Regions from separate parts of the Homo sapiens genome. Here all the other regions are linked to region 2. The links are chromatin contacts, found by Hi-C or POLR2A ChIA-PET in ENCODE. All regions are on one chromosome and are shown on one strand. The core of a region is the stretch at or near the end of the contact, and the rest is flanking DNA. Distances in the headings are between cores, read along the strand shown. Region 1 overlaps CATSPER1 (cation channel sperm associated 1). Region 2 overlaps LTBP3 (latent transforming growth factor beta binding protein 3). Region 3 has its middle 13 kb from the start of EIF1AD.

What was found. Hi-C counts contacts between places; a loop is a spot of excess contacts on that map. ChIA-PET counts read pairs that join two places held with the same protein, here RNA polymerase II (POLR2A). Pooled maps may share reads with other maps.
Region 1: a loop to region 2 is called in a pooled map, with 4 times the contacts of the local background. The contact joins two enhancer-like sites. A Hi-C loop is called at or near these places in 1 of 168 maps with a recorded cell type or tissue (PC-9) and 3 of 50 pooled maps. POLR2A ChIA-PET finds 5 or more read pairs at or near these places in 1 of 52 experiments (CD4-positive, alpha-beta T cell).
Region 3: a loop to region 2 is called in a map of natural killer cell, with 2.8 times the contacts of the local background. The contact joins two enhancer-like sites. A Hi-C loop is called at or near these places in 2 of 168 maps with a recorded cell type or tissue (heart left ventricle and natural killer cell) and 12 of 50 pooled maps. POLR2A ChIA-PET finds 5 or more read pairs at or near these places in 1 of 52 experiments (PC-9).

The regions. Positions count from the first base shown.
Region 1 is chr11:66,019,583-66,022,661 of GRCh38, reverse strand. CATSPER1 (cation channel sperm associated 1) reads left to right here. Exons shown (of 12, transcript NM_053054.4): 3 at 783-896; 4 at 1,019-1,166; 5 at 1,477-1,568; 6 at 1,708-1,851; 7 at 2,035-2,098; 8 at 2,273-2,345; 9 at 2,462-2,522. Among named protein-coding and RNA genes, the nearest start is that of CATSPER1, 5.4 kb to the left of the region's middle. RefSeq lists an enhancer at 1-12. Within about 2 kb of position 1,441, at least 7 of the 41 ENCODE cell types and tissues checked have a DNase peak (open chromatin) inside an H3K27ac peak, as active enhancers do.
Region 2 is chr11:65,539,529-65,542,334 of GRCh38, reverse strand. LTBP3 (latent transforming growth factor beta binding protein 3) reads left to right here. Exons shown (of 28, transcript NM_001130144.3): 19 at 607-735; 20 at 1,042-1,209; 21 at 1,381-1,464; 22 at 1,721-1,849; 23 at 1,953-2,090; 24 at 2,182-2,322; 25 at 2,454-2,615; 26 at 2,707-2,787. Among named protein-coding and RNA genes, the nearest start is that of SCYL1, 16 kb to the right of the region's middle. RefSeq lists enhancers at 1,157-1,206, 1,423-1,717 and silencers at 1,457-2,216, 2,267-2,466. Within about 2 kb of position 1,359, at least 37 of the 41 ENCODE cell types and tissues checked have a DNase peak (open chromatin) inside an H3K27ac peak, as active enhancers do.
Region 3 is chr11:65,987,957-65,990,780 of GRCh38, reverse strand. No RefSeq gene overlaps it. Among named protein-coding and RNA genes, the nearest start is that of EIF1AD, 13 kb to the left of the region's middle. RefSeq lists an enhancer at 1,350-1,419. Within about 2 kb of position 1,325, at least 3 of the 41 ENCODE cell types and tissues checked have a DNase peak (open chromatin) inside an H3K27ac peak, as active enhancers do.

The DNA.
Region 1 (3,079 bases), core at 192-2,691, 480 kb before region 2:
AGAAGGACCCGCTAGGCGGGAGGCGGTGCTGTTCGCGCCGCAGCCACTAGGGAGCGCATCTGCTCCAAATGTGCGGCTGAGGGCGGGCGGGCGCCTGGAGCCCGAGCTTCGCGGAAGGGCCGGGAGCCCGAGAAGGCCCTGGAGGGGCGAGGATGTAAGGTCGGGGAAGGCTGGGCCCTCCAACGCCGTGGAGCAGGGTGAAGGACAGGAGCTGCCCGGCTCGCTGTCTCAGGCTCCATTCTAAGCACTTCGCTTGTGTTCATGCATTTAACGCTCACAACTCTATCAAGTGGACTTCAATTATCCCCATTTTATTTTATTTTATTTTAGACGGAGTCTGGCTCTGTCACCCAGGCTGGAGTGCAGTGGCGCGATCTCACTGCAACCTCCGCCTCCCGGGTTCAAGTGATTCTCCTGCCTCAGCCTCCCAAGTAGCTGGGACTACAGGTGCCCACCACCATGCCCAGCTAATTTTTGTATTTTTGGTAGAAACAGGGTTTCACCATGTTGGCCAGGCTGGTCTCGAACTCCTGACCTCCAGTGATGCGCCCGCCTCAACCTCCCAATGTGCTGGGATTACAGGTGTGAGCCACTGCTCCTGGACACAATTATCCCCATTTTAAAGACAAGAAAACTGAGACACAGCAGTAGTGAAGTCGCGCAGCTGCTTACGCAGAGCCGGGGAGAGCCTGGGAATCTGGGCTTGTGTGAGGCTAATGCTGAGGAGAGAGAGGGCACTGGGTGCTGGGGACAGCTCTGAGTGCACCCCTGTGTTCCTGCAGAGTGGTACTTCATGGCCTTGGACTCCATATTCTTCTGCATCTACGTGGTGGAAGCCCTGCTCAAGATCATCGCCCTGGGCCTCTCGTACTTCTTTGACTTCTGGAACAATTTGGGTGGGTGCGGCCGGGGCCAGGCTGCGTGTGTTTAGTCTGGGGGAGGCTCGGGACGAGAGAAGGATGGGGAAGGGGGCGCTGGCGTTGGGAGCCCGCCAGGCTCAGGCACCCCGTGCCCTCAGACTTCTTCATTATGGCCATGGCCGTGCTGGACTTCTTGCTGATGCAGACCCACTCCTTCGCCATCTACCACCAAAGCCTCTTCCGGATCCTCAAGGTCTTCAAGAGCCTGCGGGCCCTGAGGGCAATCCGGGTCCTGCGGAGGCTCAGGTCAGTGGCCACGGCTCCCACCTGGGGTGGGGACTCCAAAGGAAGAGGGGACACAGACCAGGGCCCCAAAGAAATCCACTGTGACCTGCTCAAGGGATGGGGGCGCAGGAGGCTGCTGACCCCAGCCTGCTTCTGCCTTCTGTCATGCACTGGAATCAGCCCCTTCATTTTTCCAGAGAGGGGCCAGGACTCACCCAAGTCACCAACAAGTCAGGAGCCTCCTGCCTTCAGCGCCAGCTGTGGCTGCTGGGCAGAGACACACACCCCCGCCCCTCACCGATGACTCAGTCCCCACTCCTTCTGCCCACAGCTTCCTGACCAGCGTCCAGGAAGTGACAGGGACCCTGGGCCAGTCCTTGCCGTCCATCGCAGCCATCCTCATCCTCATGTTTACCTGCCTCTGTATCCTGGTGCTGCAGGGGCTGGGGTGGGGGCCTGAGGGGCTGCGGTGAAAGGGGTGCGGGGAGCAGGGATGGGGCAGGACGAGGGGCGCTGGGGTGGGGATAGCACTGGAGAGCTGAGTTTGGCCCTGAACAGCCAGTCCTCTTCTCCGCGGTCCTCCGGGCACTGTTCCGCAAATCTGACCCCAAGCGCTTCCAGAACATCTTCACCACCATCTTCACCCTCTTCACCTTGCTCACGCTGGATGACTGGTCCCTCATCTACATGGACAGCCGTGCCCAGGGTAGGGCAGGCCCCAGGCTGCAGGGAGGGCCGGGGATTGGCGGGGTGGACCGGCCAGGGCTCAGTGACCCCATCGGCAAAGTGGGGCTTCTGATGCCTGCATGTCCGGGTATGGGAAGGGAGCAGGTCGTGGTTGGGGGTGGCGAGCACAGCCTGACTGTGCCCTCTGGCCTGCTCCCCCTAGGCGCCTGGTACATCATTCCCATCCTCGTAATTTACATCATCATCCAGTACTTCATCTTCCTCAAGTGAGGACTCACCCCTGCTCTGCTGCCCAGCACCACCCACACTTCCTCCTCTCCCCTGGGACCCTTACCCCAGCCCTCTCACCCTGGTCATGCCACGCTGAACCCACAAGAAGTACCGGGTGCCCCTCTCCTCTGGCCTCCTCGCTGAGGGCACACCCCTGTCCCTCTCCCCAGCCTGGTGATTACTGTCCTGGTGGATAGCTTCCAGACGGCGCTGTTCAAAGGCCTTGAGAAAGCGAAGCAGGAGGTACCGAGTGGGGTGGGACAGGTGGACCAGATCAGGAAGCTGGAGGAGTGAGGCCAGGGGCCTCCAGGGTTGAGCAGGCCTGGGACTCTGGCAGATCTGAGGCCTCTTCTTCCCAGAGGGCCGCCCGGATCCAAGAGAAGCTGCTGGAAGACTCACTGACGGAGCTCAGAGCTGCAGGTATGGGCCTGGCCCGCCCTGGCCCCACCTGCCCGTCCGCAGTGGGGGCCAGTCTCTCCATCCCCCTAACCTCCTTCCACAGTCACAGAATTCCAGACTCAGTTTTAGAGTTTTAGAATTTGAGACTCAGGAGGACTTTAGTCCAGAGGACCCTAGAACAATCCTCCCAAAGCCAGTTAAACTGCTTGTCAAGTCTTTTTTTTTTTTTTTTTTTTTTTTTTGAGATGGAGTCTTGTGCTCTGTCGCACAGGCTGGAGTGCGGTGCTGCAATCTCTGCTCACTGCAACCTATGCTTCCCAGGCTCAAGCAATCCTTCCATCTCAGCCTCCTGAGTAGCTGAGACTGCAGGCATGCGCCAGCACACTCGCCTAATGTTGTTGTTTTTTTGTGTGTGTGTGTATTTTTTAGTAGAAATGGGGTTACACCAGGTTGGCCAGGCTGGTTTCAAACTGGAACTCCTGACCTCAGATGATCCTCCCACCTCAGCCTCCCAAAGTGCTGAGATTGCAGGTGTGAGCCACAACACCTGACTGTGCTTGTCAAATCTTAAAAGACCT
Region 2 (2,806 bases), core at 110-2,609:
TAATCAACAATCACCCAGGGCTCCCAGCTAGGGGAGGCCAACATGTAAACTGATTCTGACAGTTCAGGGTCCTGGGTGCCAAGAAAGGTATAGACTAATGATTAATTGCAATGGGGAGGTGAATGTTGAACTGGACTGAAACGTAAGTAGGAGTTCCCTAGGCATGGGAAAGGCAAGGCACGAGAAGTCATTCCAGGACCAAAGAGCAGTAATTGCAAAGCATAGAGATCTGGAAGGAGCTAGTTGTGTTTACAGAGGAGGGGAGGGTGCCCTGAGCACAGAGTTGGGGAGTGGAGGGTGGTCTAGAGTAAGGCGTGATGAGACCTAAAGGTATCGGAAGCTCAATTGCATTTGAGGCCTTTCCATTTGGGCTTCTGATACTTTTAGGTTTTGTAAGGTTAGTGGGAGCCACTGAAGGTGTTATGAAGGACAGCAGCTAATGTCCACATGCACATTCAGACACATGCACAGACACAGCAGACTTCCTGCTGTACATACTTTGAAACCAAAGTGGAAATTCAGGTTCTGAACTTGTGTGAGGCCCTTGAGGTGCAGCCCCAGGGAAAGAGGGGCTGGGTTTCCAGCTGCGCTACTCTTGCCCCGCAGACATAGATGAGTGCAGCCAGGACCCGAGCCTGTGCCTTCCCCATGGGGCCTGCAAGAACCTTCAGGGCTCCTATGTGTGTGTCTGCGATGAGGGCTTCACTCCCACCCAGGACCAGCACGGTTGTGAGGGTGAGTGTCCTCCCAGCTCCTCCCTCGGACTGGACAACTCCCCTGAGCTGCAGCTGGGATTCAGAGATGTGTCCTGGCCCCACCCTCCTAAATTTGGGGAACCGGAAGAAATCTCTTTTGGCTGGGGGAGTCTGGTGGGGCCAGACGATGAAGGGTCCAGAACACCACGTTGAGAACAGAGCCAACTCTCAGGAGGAGGCTAAGGGGAGCCAGGGAATGTGGGGGGAAAGACCTGTGGTGGGTGGGCAGGGTGGACAGGGCCAAGGGGGGTCTGTGCACAACCCTGAGCTGCCGTCTGCCCCTCAGAGGTGGAGCAGCCCCACCACAAGAAGGAGTGCTACCTGAACTTCGATGACACAGTGTTCTGCGACAGCGTATTGGCCACCAACGTGACCCAGCAGGAGTGCTGCTGCTCTCTGGGGGCCGGCTGGGGCGACCACTGCGAAATCTACCCCTGCCCAGTCTACAGCTCAGGTCAGGAGCCGGGCAGGCCCCTTCCCAGATCTTCAGTTTCTTCATCTGGAAGCCAAATGTGGGAAATGGCGCCCCCTGGCAGTTGGGAAATAGGCGGCGGGCTGCAGCCCTAAGCCCACGCGCGCGCTCAGTCCTGCCTCTTCCCTCCCCACGGCCGCCCTGCCCCTGCAGCCGAGTTCCACAGCCTCTGCCCAGACGGAAAGGGCTACACCCAGGACAACAACATCGTCAACTACGGCATCCCAGCCCACCGTGGTAAGCGCCCTGCGGCTCCGCCCGCCCCGCGCCCTCTCACCCCGGGTTGGGCTCGCCCGGATCCCGCCGGGACTCGCTGGGTCAGCTGCCCGCGCCGGGTAAGCCCCGCCCGCACCTTCCTCGCAGGCCCCGCCCTGTAGGCCCCGCCCCTCCTGTAGGCCCCGCCCGGGGATGGCTTCGCTCCGGTGGTGCGCCCAGCCCACGCCTCCGGGCTGCAGCTGCGGGACCGGAGCGGCCAGTGTTTGTCACCCCGCAGACATCGACGAGTGCATGTTGTTCGGGTCGGAGATTTGCAAGGAGGGCAAGTGCGTGAACACGCAGCCTGGCTACGAGTGCTACTGCAAGCAGGGCTTCTACTACGACGGGAACCTGCTGGAATGCGTGGGTGAGCTCCGCCCCCCGGCGGCCGTGGGGAAGCGGCAGGGAGACACGCGCCACCGCGCCCATCCCGGGCCTGCCCCTGCTACCCACGCTTTTCCTCCCTGCAGACGTGGACGAGTGCCTGGACGAGTCCAACTGCCGGAACGGAGTGTGTGAGAACACGCGCGGCGGCTACCGCTGTGCCTGCACGCCCCCTGCCGAGTACAGTCCCGCGCAGCGCCAGTGCCTGAGCCCGGAAGAGATGGGTGAGGCCCGGGCCGGGGAGTGGGGTACGCGGGAGGGGCGGGGCCCGGGCCGAGCTGTGACGGCCCCCACCCACCCCCTCGCTGTTCGTAGACGTGGACGAGTGCCAGGACCCGGCAGCCTGCCGCCCTGGCCGCTGCGTCAACCTGCCGGGCTCCTACCGCTGCGAGTGTCGCCCGCCCTGGGTGCCCGGGCCCTCCGGCCGCGATTGCCAGCTCCCCGAGAGCCCGGCCGGTGAGGGCGAGGGTTGGCCTTGGCCGATCCCGGGGCCCTGTCCGTCACGTGGCCCCCGCGCAGGTGGGGTGGGGCGGAGGCGGGCGGTTCCTGCCTTGGGCCCCTCCCCTGATGCCAGGTGTCTTCCGCAGAGCGTGCCCCGGAGCGGCGCGACGTGTGCTGGAGCCAGCGCGGAGAGGACGGCATGTGCGCTGGCCCCCTGGCCGGGCCTGCCCTCACCTTCGACGACTGCTGCTGCCGCCAGGGCCGCGGCTGGGGCGCCCAATGCCGACCGTGCCCGCCGCGCGGCGCGGGTAAGGCAGTCGGGGAGGAGTTGGCCGGGAGCGAGGATGGGGGCCAGGGCCCGGGGACCCGGACGTCGCTGACCAGTTCTGCTCCTCCCAGGGTCCCATTGCCCGACATCGCAGAGCGAGAGCAATTCCTTCTGGGACACAAGCCCCCTGCTGTTGGGGAAGCCCCCAAGAGGTGAGTGCTGCCGGGTCGG
Region 3 (2,824 bases), core at 76-2,575, 450 kb before region 2:
TGTAATCCCAGCTACTTGAAAGGCTGAAGGGAAAGGATTGCTTAAGCCCTTGAGGAGTTTGAGGCCAGCCTGGGTGACATAGTGAGACTCCCTTTCAATAAAAAATTAAAAGTCAAGAATAATTAAATATTTGGTTGGTTATTTTTAATAATGTGAGCAGCTTCAAACCCACCACCATAAAATAAAGGCTAGGACTTTAACAATAACCCAAGTAACATACTCCACCTCCCATCCTACCCTGACCAGCCCATTCTCTGCTGTCCCACCCAAGGCAACCATTGTCCGAATTCCATGTGCACTTTTTTTCTTTTTACATGGTTTGCTTTATTTTTATTTATTTTTATTTATTTATTTATTTACTTACTTACTTACTTTTTGAGATGGAGTCTCGCTCTTGTCGCCCAGGCTGGAGTGCAATTGTACGATCTCAGCCCACTGCAACCTCCGCATCCAGGGTTCAAGCAATTCTCCTGCCTCAGCCTCCCGAGTAGCTGGGATTACAGGCCTGCACCACCACACCCAGCTAATTTTTTTTGTATTTTTAGTAGAGATGGGATTTCACCATGTTGGCCAGGCTGGTCTCGAACTCCTGCCCTCAGGTGATCCACCCGCCTTGGCCTCCCACAGTGCTGGGATGACAGGTGGTGAGCCACCGTGCCCGGCCTGGTGCTTCGTCTTTAGTAGTTGCCCAGTTGTCTCCCAGGAAAGTGACTTGGGCCACAGAACCGTGGGTTTTGTCTTCATTCAAGGCCCAAACATCTCTACTGACCTGTGTCTGAGAAGCACACAGAGAAGTGTGGGCAGTTTCCTCAGTGGGAGCCGCCCTCAGAAAATCACTGATGAAGCAAGAAGTCAGGACACCACGGACACCACCAGCAGTTCATGCTGTGCGTGTGTTTGATCCACTGGTGACATTTGCAAGAGAATCCAAAAGCCCCTGTGGGAGGTGTGGAGGCATGCCGTATGCCTCATCTGGTGACACTGAGGAATGAAGAATTAGCAGTACAGGCTGGGCGCGGTAGCTCACGCTTGTAATCCCAGCACTTTGGGAGGCCAAGGCAGGTGGATCACCTGAGATCAGGAGTTCGAGACCAGCCCGGCCAACTGGTGAAACCCTGTCTCTACTAAAAAAATACAAAAATTAGCTGGGTGTGGTGGTGCACGCCTGTCATCCCAGCTACTTGGGAGGCTGAGATAGGAGAATCGCTTGAACCCAGGAGGGGAGGCAGAGGTTGCAGTGAGCCGAGATGGCGCCACTGTACTCCGGCCTGGGCAAGAGCAAGACTCCAACCAAAAAAAAAAAAAAAAAGAACTAGCAGTGCCCAGGGCTGTACACCAGGTGCCAGTACTGGCAGCAATTCTTCCAGTTATTGTGATAGATTCTCATGACGCTAAAATACCCACTTTGTTATTTAACCCTTGCTAATCCACAATGAGTTGCCAAGTACCAGAATCCTTTGTTACTAACCAGACCAGGCTGTTCATTCTTGAACAGCATTGGGCATCACTTTGTTTTAATAATTCTTGTATGAGAAGAGCACTCTTTTCCTTCTGATAGCAATGTGGCTCCAACTACTGGCTGATGTGAGACGGTACCGGCAGTTCCTGGCTGTGTATTCTGCCAACATTTAGAGAAGCCACCAGCAGAGGTCACCCTAAGCACGTAAAACCAGCAAGTCAGCACCTTGCCTTGGGCTACAGAACCCGAAAGCATCTAACCTAGTTACAGTCTCATAAGGGAACTGCATTCTTGGTCCAATCAAAGGGTCCACATGCCCCAACAGCAGTTAGGATGCTGGTAGACCACTGCGAACACAAGTTCCACTCCCCCAGAGATGGATTCACTCACCAAGGCATGATCAGAAGTGGCCTTCCTCCCCAGCAGCATTTACAAGCTGGAGTACAGTGCTTGGAGGGTGGTGGGGAACTGCCCTGGTTTTTTTGTTTTTTGGGGGACCCAGTTTCACTTTTCTTGCCCAGGCTGGAGTGCACTGGCGCGATCTTGGCTCACCGCAACCTCCGCCTACTGGATTCAAGCGATTCTCCTGCCTCAGCCTCCCAAGTAGCTGGGATTACAGGCACGCACCACCACGCCTGGCTAATTTTGTATTTTTAGTAGAGATGGGGTTTCTCCATGTTGGTCAGGCTGGTCTTGAACTCCCGACCTCAGGCGATCTGCCCGCCTTGGCCTCCCAAAGTTTTGGGATTACAGGCGTGAACCACCGCGCCTGGCCGCCCTGGTCTTTCAGTTAGAAAGCACCCAAATTGAGGTGCAGGAGGACTCACATGGAGGTGTCTGTGGCTGTGTCCCCCAGAAACCCTGCTCTGGACAAGGATGAGGTACCCCTGTAGTTAATGTCTGAGGATTCAGGGAGCCTTGGACCTGGTAGATGGGCAGCAAGGAGGGGCTGGTAAGACCTAAGAACTGCAGCCTCTGGAAGGGTCGTCTCCCCAGGGCCCCTCAGCACATGTATTCAGCTCCCCTTCTAGTGACTGCTGAAGCTTTCAGGCCTTTGGGGGTTTTGCCTCCCTGCGTTCTTCTCTGAAGGCTCCAAGTGCCTTCTTTCATGTGGGTCTCCCATCCGCTTTGTGTCTGCCATAATTTAGCTTTCGACAATGGAGTTCTGTCTTATCGATCCTACTCACGATCTATGGCCACATCTTTCCTTCCTCGCGCCCTCCCTTCCTTCCTTGCTTCGTGATCTCGGCTCACTGGAACCTCTGGCTCCTGGGTTCAAGAGATTCTCCTGCCCCAGCCTCCTGAGTAGCCGGGATTACAGGCACCTGCCACCACGCCTGCCTAATTTTTTGTATTTTTAGTAGA